Linked DNA regions of Homo sapiens: region 1 is linked to region 2. Evidence: read pairs that join two places in POLR2A ChIA-PET (ENCODE). Cell type or tissue: IMR-90. All regions are shown on one strand. Links, peaks and the distances in the headings refer to the core of each region. The heading gives the core; the rest is flanking DNA. Region 1 overlaps CIDEC (cell death inducing DFFA like effector c). Region 2 overlaps IRAK2 (interleukin 1 receptor associated kinase 2).

Region 1 (5,375 bases), core at 225-5,224, 340 kb after region 2:
CACTCTGTCGCCCAGGCTGGAGTGCAGTGGCGTGATCTCAGCTCACTGCAAGCTCCACCTCCCAGGTTCACGCCATTCTCCTGCCTCAGCCTCTGGAGTAGCTGGGACTACAGGTACCTGCCACCACGCCTGGCTAATTTTTGTATTTTTAGTAGAGACAGGGTTTCACCGTGTTAGCCAGGATGGTCTCGATCTCCTGACCTCGTGATCCACCTGCCTTGGCCTTGGCCTCCCAAAGTGCTGGGATTACAGGCGTGAGCCACTGCACCCGGCCGTCATGACATTTTTGCATTTAATCACTATAACAACTTATAAACTGTACTTGCCTCAACTTTTTTTGATGATGAAACTAGTTCAGAGAAGTAAGTAAAAATGGACCAAAGACCTAAATGTAAGAACTAAAACTATAAAACCCTTAGAAGAAAACATAGTATGTAAGTCTTCATGGCCTTGACTTCCTAGATACGGCACCAAAGCAGAGCGACCAAAGGGAAAAACAAACAAACAAAAAAACAAAACCAAAACAAACCAAAACAAACAAAACCAAAACAAAACAAAATAAGCAAAAACAAAACCAAAAAAACTGGACTTCATCAGCAATAAAACCTTTTTTTTTAGACAGAGTCTTCCTCTGTCACCCAGGCTGGAGTGCAGTGGTGCAATCTAGGCTCACTGCAACCTCTGCCTTGCGGGCTCAAGCAATTCTCATGCCTCAGCCTTCTGAGCAGCTGGGACTACAGGCGCGCACCACCACGCCCAGCTAATTTTTTGTAATTTTAGTAGAGACGGGGTTTCACCATGTTGGCTAGGCTGGTCTCGAACTCTTGACCTCAGGTGATCCACCTGACTTTGCCTCCTAAAGTGCTAGGATTACAGGCATGAGCCACTACGCCCAGCCTAAAACTTTTGTATATCAAGGGACACTAGCAAGAAAGTAAAAAACACAGCCCACAAAATGGGAGAAAATAGTTGCAAATCATATAGCTGATAAGGGTCTAATATCAAGAATATATAGTGTTTACAGCTAAGCAAGAAAAAGACAACCCAATTAAAAATGCGCAAAGGATTTGAGTAGATATTTCTCCAAAGAAGATAACACAGTGGCCAATAAACCCATGAAAAGATGCTTGGCCAAGCGTATTGGCTCATGCCTCTAATTTTAGCACTTCGGGAGGTGGAGGCAGGCGGATCGCTTGAGCCCAGGAGTTCAAGACCAGCCTGGGTAACATGGCAAAACCTTACTTCTACAAAAAAATACAAAAATTAGCTGGGAACGGTGGCACATGCCTGTAGTCCCAGCTACTTGGGAGACTGAGGTGGGAGGATCACTTGAGCCTAGGAGGGTGACACTGCAGTGAGTCATGATGGCACCACTGCACTCCAGCCTGGGTGAGAGAGCAAGACCCTGTTTCAAAAAAAAAAGGCTCAGCATCATTAATCATTAGGGGAATGCAAATTAAAATCACTTCATCCACCAAAAAGTGGATATATGGCTGGGTGTTGTGCCTCACGTCTGTAATCCAAGCACTTTAGGAGGCCGAGGCGGGAGGACTGCCTGAGCATCCAGGAGTTCGAGAACAGCCTTGGCAACATGGTGAGATCCTATCTCTATTAAAAAAACAAAAAACAAAACAAAACCAAAAACAAAACAAACAAACGAAAAAAAGATTTTTGGGCCTGGTGCAGTGGCTCATGCCTATAATCCCTGCACTTTGGGAGGCCGAGGCAGGCGGATCAACTGAGGTCGGGAGTTTGAGACCAGCCTGACCAACATAGAGAAACCTTGTATCTACTACAAGTATAAAATTAGCTGGGTGTGGTGGCACATGTCTGTAATCCCAGCCACTCAGGAAGGCTGAGGCAGGAGAATCGCTTGAACCCAGGAGGTGGGGATTGCGGTGAGTCGAGATCATGCCACTGCACTCCAGCCTGGGAAACAAGAGCAAAACTCAGTCTCAAAAAAAGAAAAAAAAATAAGGATTTTTGGCTAAAATACAGACAATGAAAGCATCAGTGAGGATGTAAGGAGACTGGAGTTCTCATACGTTGCTAGTGGGGATGTAAAATGATGCAGCCACTGTGGAAAACAGTTTGGCACCTCCTCAAAGTTAAACATAGGCCCATTGTGGTGGCTCATGCTTGTAATCCCAGCATTTTGGGAGGCTGAGCAGGGAGGATTACTTGAGCCCAGGAGTTTGAGACCAGCCTGGGAAACAAAGCAGCACCCTGTCTCCACCAAAAAAAAAAAAAAAAAAAAATTAGCTGGGCAACATGGCACAAACCTGTAATCTCAGCTACTTGGGAGGCTAAAGTAGAAGGATCACTTGAGCCCAGGAGGTTGAGGCTGCAGTGAGCTGTGATTATACCACTGCATTCCAACCTGGTTAAAGAGCAAGGCCTTCTCCCCAGAAAAAAAAAAAAAAAAAAAAATTAAACATAGAGTTAATGTATGACTCAGCAATTCTACTCCTAGGTATATATGCCCAGGAAAATTGAAAACATATGTTCATATAAAAACTTGTACACAAAAACTCATAGCAGCATTATTCATAATAGTCAAGAATAAACAATCCAAGCGTTCATCCACTGATAAATAGATTTTAAAATCTGTTATATCTATATAGTAGAATATTATTTAGCCAAAAAAAAAAAAGAATGAATTATGTCCGGACGTGATAGCACATGCCTGTAATTCCAGCACTTTGGGAGGCCAAGGTAGAAGGATCCCTTGAGGCAAGGAGTTTGAGACCAGTCTGAGCAACATAGCCAGACACCATCTTTAAAAAAACATAAACATTAGGCAGGTAGTAATGGCATGCAACTGTAGTCCCAGCTACTCGGGAGGCTGAGGCAGGAGGATTGCTTGTGCCCAAGAGTTGGAGGCTGCAATGAGCTACAATTATGTCATGTGCTCTCTACTTATGCTTATGATATGCTTATGATTACTGCATTCCAGCCTAGTAGTCACTGCACTATTAGGTAGTGGTGATTGTTGCACAACTTTGCGAATATACTAAAAAACCCTGAATTGTACACTTTTAGAGGGTAACTTTTAGAGTATGTAAACTGTATCACAATTAAAAATTATATGTGACTTACATTATATTTTATTGGACAATATTATTCTAGACTAGGAACCCTGAAGCCAGGAGCCAAGAGGTACCATGATAAAGTCTCTGGGTAGTGATTCCACAGCAGAGGGCCTGGGCTCCAGTTCCACCTCATAGAGTCCAGCCCACTTGTTCTGGGATGGCAGAAGCATCACTGACCTTATTCCCCAGGTCCGGGACACTCTGATGCTGGCAGACAAGCCCTTCTTCCTGGTGCTGGAGGAAGATGGCACAACTGTAGAGACAGAAGAGTACTTCCAAGCCCTGGCAGGGGATACAGTGTTCATGGTCCTCCAGAAGGGGCAGAAATGGCAGCCCCCATCAGAACAGGTGAGGTCCCACCTGTTGCACCTGATGGGGGAGAAAATCGGGACTCTGGGAGATGTCTTCAAGGGGTGCTAACCATTTGCTTGTCTCAATGCAGGGGACAAGGCACCCACTGTCCCTCTCCCATAAGCCTGCCAAGAAGATTGATGTGGCCCGTGTAACGTTTGATCTGTACAAGCTGAACCCACAGGACTTCATTGGCTGCCTGAACGTGAAGGCGACTTTTTATGATACATACTCCCTTTCCTATGATCTGCACTGCTGTGGGGCCAAGCGCATCATGAAGTGAGCAAATTGGGATTTCCTGGGGACAGGGTGGGTACAGGCAATGGGAGAGCCCCTATCTGTCCACATGGACTCAGCCTTCTCAGCGCCTGGGTCTGGCTTTGGTGCTGACAAAGCATAGCCTGTATCAGACAACACGGAGCCTGATGGGCTCTCGAAGTGCTGTGGACGACACCGGCGTGTGCCCAGGGGTGCACGTGTTCCTCCTGGTGGAACCTGGATGCATTTTATTTTTATGACTACTTTCCACTCTAGTAACTACATTTTTTCATTGAAATAGGAAGTTTTCCTAAGTAGTCTTCTAGTCAATTTTATAAAAATGAACATGTGTTGGCCAGGCACGGTGGCTCATGCCTGTAATCCCAGCACTTTGAGAGGCCAAGGTGGGTGGATCACTTGAGGTCAGGAGTTTGAGACCAGCCTGGCCAACATGGCAAAACCTAATCTCTACAAAAATATGAAAACTAGCTGGACATCGTGGTGCATGCCTGTAATCCCAACTACTCAGGAGGCTGAAGCAGGAGAATCGCTTGAAGCTAGGAGGCAGAGGTTGCAGTGAGCCAAGATTCTGCCACTGCACTCCAGCCTGGGCAAAAGAGCAAGACTGTCTCGGAAAAAAAAACAAAAAAAAGCACGTGTCAAAGACTTAATTGAATTCATTAATTAATGAGAGAACTAGCAAGAAGTTACAATCAGCTCAAAGGAGATTTCAAAATCCCACATATATACAGGTCCAGGAAGAATGATGAGATAGGTTGAGTGCAGCAGCTCTCACCTGGGATCCCAGCACTTTGGGAGGTCAAGGCAGGAGGATCTGTTGAGCCCATGAGTTTGAGACCAGCCTCGGCAACACAGTGAGACCCTGTCTTTATCACACGCCCGTGTGTGCGCACACACACACACACACAAAATGCTGGCAGTGGTAGTATGTACCTATAATCCCAGCTAGGTGGGAGGATTGCTTGAGCCCAGGAGTTTGAGGCTGCAGTGAGATATGACCATACTACTGTGTACTCCAGCCTGGGCAACAGCATGAGACCTTGTCTCTAAAACGAAGAAAAAGAGAGATAAATGTATACATACAAAATTGGGCTTTTTCCCCTGTGGGAATGGGAGGGATGAAATAATCTTCCCTCCATATGACAGAATTAATTTGCAAGTCTTATGGACCAGAGTCATTTGTACTATATAATGAACTTTTCTTAAAACTTATTTTTGAAAGTCTAACCAAATGTCTCAAGAAGCATGAGAATATGTGAGGTTAGAACCCGCTCCCGCTTCCCCATTTCCCCTACTTTCCAAACATCCAACCCCATGTTAATTGCTTTATGCTATTTCAGCCTTATGACCCTGGGTGGCAGGTGCAATCCCATTTTACCCATGAGGAAGCTGAAGCTCAAAGCTAGAGCAGTTTGCTGAAGTTCACCCAGCTAATAAGACTGGATTAGGACTTAGGCCTGCCTGATTCAGGTTCTGTTCTCAGTACATGCTCATGCCAGGCATGGATGTCTTCATGTCCAGCACTCTGAACATGAGCTAGACTGCAGGTGGCTTGGACAGGCCTCAGAGTCTAGAACAGAGTGTCTCAAGGTGCAGAACCATGTTATGGAGATTAATCTGGTTGGTCCAAAGTAGTAGTAGAAAAATAAAAGC
Region 2 (5,375 bases), core at 183-5,182:
CAGCCTCCCCAAGACTGCTGTAAATGGCCTCCTGCCTTATCTCTCCGCCCTCCTCTGCTTCCCGCAAGCCATCCTATTACTCGCTTTTGCATACTTATTAGAGTTATTTACATGTCAGTCTCCCCACTGGACCATAAACCTCCCCAAGGCAGGGGCTCTGTATGCTTCTGGCGTACACTCCCTAGAGCCTAGAAAAGGGCTTAACTACCCACATTTTCTGAATCAATGAATGAAGGAGTGACTGCCGACTCCATGAAAGCACTAAGCCAAAGTGGAAAGGGAATCATACTTCCAGTTTTTATTAGATGTATGTGTGTGTGTGTATCTGTGTGTGTGTGTGTGTGTGTGTACACATGTGAGTATTCATATACATGTATGAATAGAGAAAGCATTAAAGAAAACATATCAAAATATGGGCCCAGCACAGTGGCTCACATCTAAAATCCCAACACTTTTGGAGGCCAAAGCAGGAGGATCACTTGAGCCAGGGAGTTCAAAACCAACCTGGGCAACATAGTGAGATCGTGTCTCTACAAAAAAAGTTTTAACAATTAAAAATGAAAATATATCAAAATATTAAAACAGTAGTGCTTATTTATAGGTGCTGTGAAAAAGTTTCTATTTTCTTATTTATAATTTTCTTTATTCCTTTTTAAATTTGTTTTACTTTTTAATTAATTAATTAATTTTTTTTTTTTTTTTTTTTTGAGACAGAGTCTCACTCTATTGCCCAGGCTGGAGTGCAGTGGTGCGATCTGGGCTCACTGCAACCTCCACTTTCTGGGCTCAAGTGATTCTCATGCCTCAGCCTCCTGAGTAGCTGGGACTACAGGTGCATGCCAACACACCAGGCTGATTTTTGTATGAATTTTTTTTAGTAGAGATGAGGTTTCGCCATGTTGGCCAGGCTGGTCTCAAACTCCTGACCTCAACTGATCTGCCCACCTCGGCCTCCCAAAGTGCTGGCATTACAGGTGTGAGCCACCATGCCTGGCCTTTATTTATTTTTGAGACAGAGACTCACTTTGTTGCCCCGGCTGGAGTGTAGTGTCATGATCTCGGCTCACTGCAACTTCTGCCTCCTGGGCTCAAGTGATCCTCCCATCAGCCTCCTGAGTAGCTGGGACTGCAGGCATACACCACCACACCCAGCTAATTTTTGTATTTTTTGTAGAGACGGGGTTTTGCCATGTTGCCCAGCTGATCTTGAACTCCTGGACTTAAGTGATCCACTCGCCTCAGCCTCCCAAAGTGCTGGGATTATAGGTGCGAGCCACCATGCCCAGCCAAAAAAAGTTTTTGTATATATATTTTTTTCAGTTGAGACAGGGTCTCGCTATGTTGCCCAAGCTGGTCTCAAACTCCTTGGCTCAAGGAATCCTCTTGCCTCAGCATCAAAGTTCTAGGATTACAGGCATAAACCACCATACCTGGTCAATTTTCTTTATTTTTTAACACTGGTTACAGAATGAACAGATACTCAATTTTCTTTATTTCTTAAAATACCCTACAATATAAGGCACAAGTGTTTCAGATGAAAAATAATTAAAAAAAAAAAAAGCACACACATGGCAGGGCACAGTGGCTCACACCTATAATCCCAACATCTTGGGAGGTCAAGGCAGGAGGATCACTTGAGCCCGGGAGCTCAACACCAGCCTGGTCAACATAGCAAGACCCTATCTCTACAAAAAAAAAAAAAAAAAAAAGCAAAAAATGAGCTGGGCGCACACCTGTAGTCCCAGCTTCTCAGAGGCTGAGGTGGGAGGATCACCAGCCCATGAGTTCAAAGCTGCAGTGATCTACAATCATTCCAAGGCCATTCCAGCCTGGGCAATAGAGCAAGACCCTAGCTCTTAAAAAAGAAAAAAAAGTCAGGCACGGTGGCTCACGCCTGTAATCCCAGCACTTTAGGAAGCCAAAGCAGAAAGATCACTTGAGGTCAGGAATTTGAGACCATCCTGGCCAACATGTCAAAACCCCGTCTCTACTAAAAATATGAAAATTAGCCGGGCCTGGTGGCGCACGCCTGTAATCCCAGCTACTCGGGAGGCTAAGGCACGAGAATCACCTGAACCTGGTAGGCAGAGATTGCAGTGAGCCGAGATCACGCCACTGCACTCCAGCCTGGGAGACAGAGCAAGACTCTGTCTCAAAAAACAAAAAAAGAAAAGAAAAGAAAAAAAAAAAGGAGAGAAGATTTATTCCCATGTGGAAGGAAGGAGTTGGAGTAAGCCAAGTTTCCTTTATAATTCTAATCTACACATAGAATTGCTACACAGGAGAAGAATGGACTCTGGAGCCAAACCAGGTAGATCCAAATCCTGGCTCTGCCACTCATTAGCTGTGTGACCTTGGATGAGACATTTAACCCCTCTGTGCCTCAATTTACCCATCTGTAAAATAATGTGATAATAGTAGCTACATTTATAGGGTTCTTGTAAGGACTAAATGAGTTTATATATAATAGAGTGCTTAAAACATGACTGGGCACACAGGAAGCACTATATAAAGGTTAGCTATCATTATTACTAAACAAAGGGGAGGCTTACCTAAGACAAATCTGCAACTCTGCCTGGAAGAATCTTTCGATTGATCCTGGACTTGAACAGGCTGTCTGTAGAGAAAGACATCAGAACATGAAGATCCCGCCCCACCCCTGCAGCCTCCACCCCCACTAGAAACCAAGAAGTGCTCACCTCTCTGAGCTTCTTGAAGACGAATGGCTTCCCGTGCCTGTGCCCTCTGTAGACGTCAGCAAAGGTCCCCTGGCTGATTTTGCGGTTTTGATTGAAGTCATCGGTTGCCTGGACCACGTCTGCCTCACTCCAGAAAAGGCTGTCTCCAGCCAAGCTCAAAAGTTTTTCCTGCTTAGGAATGGAGGTGCTGAAGTCCTGGAGACCCAGAGAGAAGAGATGGAGATTACTATGGAATCTCGTTTTCTCTGCTACCTCAAGGGACCTTGGAACACCAGAGATGGAGGGATGGAGGGGATCAACTTATCCAATGGAAACTGTAAAAAGGACATGGATAGGCCGGGCACGGTGGCTCACGCCTGTAATCCCAGCACTTTGGGAGGCCGAGGCGGGCGGATCACGAGGTCAGGAGATCAAGACCATCCTGGCTAACACAGTGAAACCCCGTCTCTACTAAAAAATACAAAAAAAAATTATCCAGGCGTGGTGGCGGGCGCCTGTAGTCCCAGCTACTCGGGAGGCTGAGGCAGGAGAATGGGGTGAACCCAGGAGGCGGAGCTTGCAGTGAGCCGAGATCGCGCCACTGCACTCCAGCCTGGGTGACAGAGCGAGACTCTGTCTCAAAAAAAAAAAAAAAAAAAGGACATGGATAGGCCCAAGCTCAAATCCCAGCTCCATCTGTATCTTGCTCTGTGACCTTGGGTGAGTTACTTAACCTCTCTGAGCCTCAATTTTTTCCATCAGCAAAAATGAAGGTAACAATAGTACCCCGAAGAGTAATTTTGAAGACTAAGATGTGAGTATTCCTGGCACATGGTTGATGTTTCCTTTATTTCAGTTTACAGAAGTAAGCACTGAGGAAATAAAACAGCTGAAGTGAGGTCCCACAGCTGGTCAGTGGCCGAGCTCAGCACTCTTGGTCTAATTCACAGCATAGATACTGGGGTTCCAGACTCCTGGGAAGTAGGATACAGGTTCATATAACCAAACCAGGGGTGTCCAATTTTTGACTTCCCTGGACCACACTGGAAGAAGAATTGTCTTGGGCCACACATAAAATACACTAATACTAATGATAGCTGATGAGCTTTAAAAAAAAAATTGCAAAAAAAACTCATAATGTTTTAAGAAACTTTACAAATTTGTGTTGGGCCACATTCAAAGCCATCCTGGGCTGCACACAACCATGGGCAAGTAAGACAAGCTTGCTTTAAACAGAATTCCAGAGACTGCATGTGTATATAAGCCTATAAAAAGAAGTTCTGTTTCCGTTTTTAATAACTTCTCTCTTTAAAACACATGTACGTAATTTTTTTTTTTTTTTTGAGACAGAGTCTCGTACTGTCACCCAGGCTGGAGTGCAGTGGTGTGATCTCGGCTCACTGCAAGCTCCGCCTCCCAGGTTCACGCCATTCTCCTTCCTCAGTCTCCCGAGCAGCTGGGACTACAGGCACCCACCACCCTGTCCGGCTAATTTTTTGTAATTTTTTTAGTAGAGATGAGGCCTCACCGTGTTAGCCAGGATGGTCTCCATCTCCTGACCTCGTGATCCGCCCGACTTGGCCTCCCAAAGTGCTGGGATTACAGGCACGAGCCACCGCGCCCGGCCTAAATTTCAATTTTTTTAAGTTACATATGCTCTTAACAGTTTTTGAAAATTAGTATCCATAACCCCATTATCCATTTAACTGCTATTAAAGTTAGTGTATTTCCGGCCAATTAGATATACTAGGATTTATTTAACAAAACTGGTATCATGCCACACACATAGTTTTGATTTCTTTTTGAGACAGGGTCTCACTTTGACACCAAGGCTGGAGTGCAATGGCATGATGTCAGCTCACCGCAGCCTCAACCTCCCAGGCTCAAGGGATCCTTTCATCTCAGCGCCCCCAAGTAGCTGGGACTACAGGTGTGTGCCACCACGCCTGGCTTATTTTTTAAACTTTTTTTTTTGGCGAGGCCAGGCACAGTGATTCACTGCTTGTAATCTCACCATATGTGGGAGGCCAAGGCAGGCGGATCCTCTGAGGCCAGGAGTTCAAGACCAGCCTGGGCAATATGGTGAAACCGTGTCTCTACTAAAAATACAAAAATTAGCCAGGCGTGGTGGCACACACCTATAATCCCGGATACTCAGGAGGCTGAGGCAGGAGAATCGCTTAAACTGGGGAACCAGAGGTTTCAGTGAGTCGAGACAGCCTGGGCAACAGAGGGAGACTTTGTCTCAAAAAAACTTTTTGGCCAGGCACGGTGGCTCATGCCTGTAATCCCAGCACTTTGGGATGCTGAGGTGGGCGGATCACATGAGGCCAGGAGTTCAAGACCAGCCTGGCCAACATGGCGAAACCCTGTCTCCACTAAAAATACAAAAAAAAATTAGCCAAACATGCTGGCATGTGCATGTAATCCCAGCTACTCAGGAGGCTGAGGCAGGAGAATAGCTTGAACCTGGGAGGCAGAGGTTACAGTGACCAAGATCGTGCCACTGCACTCCAGCCTGGGCAATGGAGCGAGACTCCTCAAAAAAAACACAAAAACAAAAAAAACTTTTTTGTAGACACAGGATCTCACACTGTTGCCCAGGTTGGTCTCAAAGTACTGGGCTCAAGTGAACCTCCCATACCAACCTCCCAAAGTGTTGGGTTTATCCTTCATGGAAGGTTGATCTATTTATTA

The links. Peaks named below come from ENCODE experiments on the same cell type or tissue, not always from the same donor. Only the 100,000 strongest peaks of a DNase experiment are listed, where the experiment ranks them.
Region 1: POLR2A ChIA-PET joins it to region 2 with 14 read pairs; 2 of 35 experiments call an interaction of 5 or more read pairs at or near these places.

Annotation. Positions count from the first base shown.
Region 1 is chr3:9,868,229-9,873,603 of GRCh38, reverse strand. CIDEC (cell death inducing DFFA like effector c) reads left to right here. Exons shown (of 7, transcript NM_001321142.2): 5 at 3,282-3,440; 6 at 3,535-3,722. Among named protein-coding and RNA genes, the nearest start is that of CIDEC, 9.3 kb to the left of the region's middle. In IMR-90, for the core only: no CTCF peak of the experiment used is centred there; a DNase peak (open chromatin) is centred at 2,373; H3K27ac peaks cover 612 bases.
Region 2 is chr3:10,210,726-10,216,100 of GRCh38, reverse strand. IRAK2 (interleukin 1 receptor associated kinase 2) reads right to left here. Exons shown (of 13, transcript NM_001570.4): 5 at 2,700-2,894; 6 at 2,553-2,617. Among named protein-coding and RNA genes, the nearest start is that of TATDN2, 35 kb to the left of the region's middle. In IMR-90, for the core only: no CTCF peak of the experiment used is centred there; a DNase peak (open chromatin) is centred at 2,750; H3K27ac peaks cover 195 bases.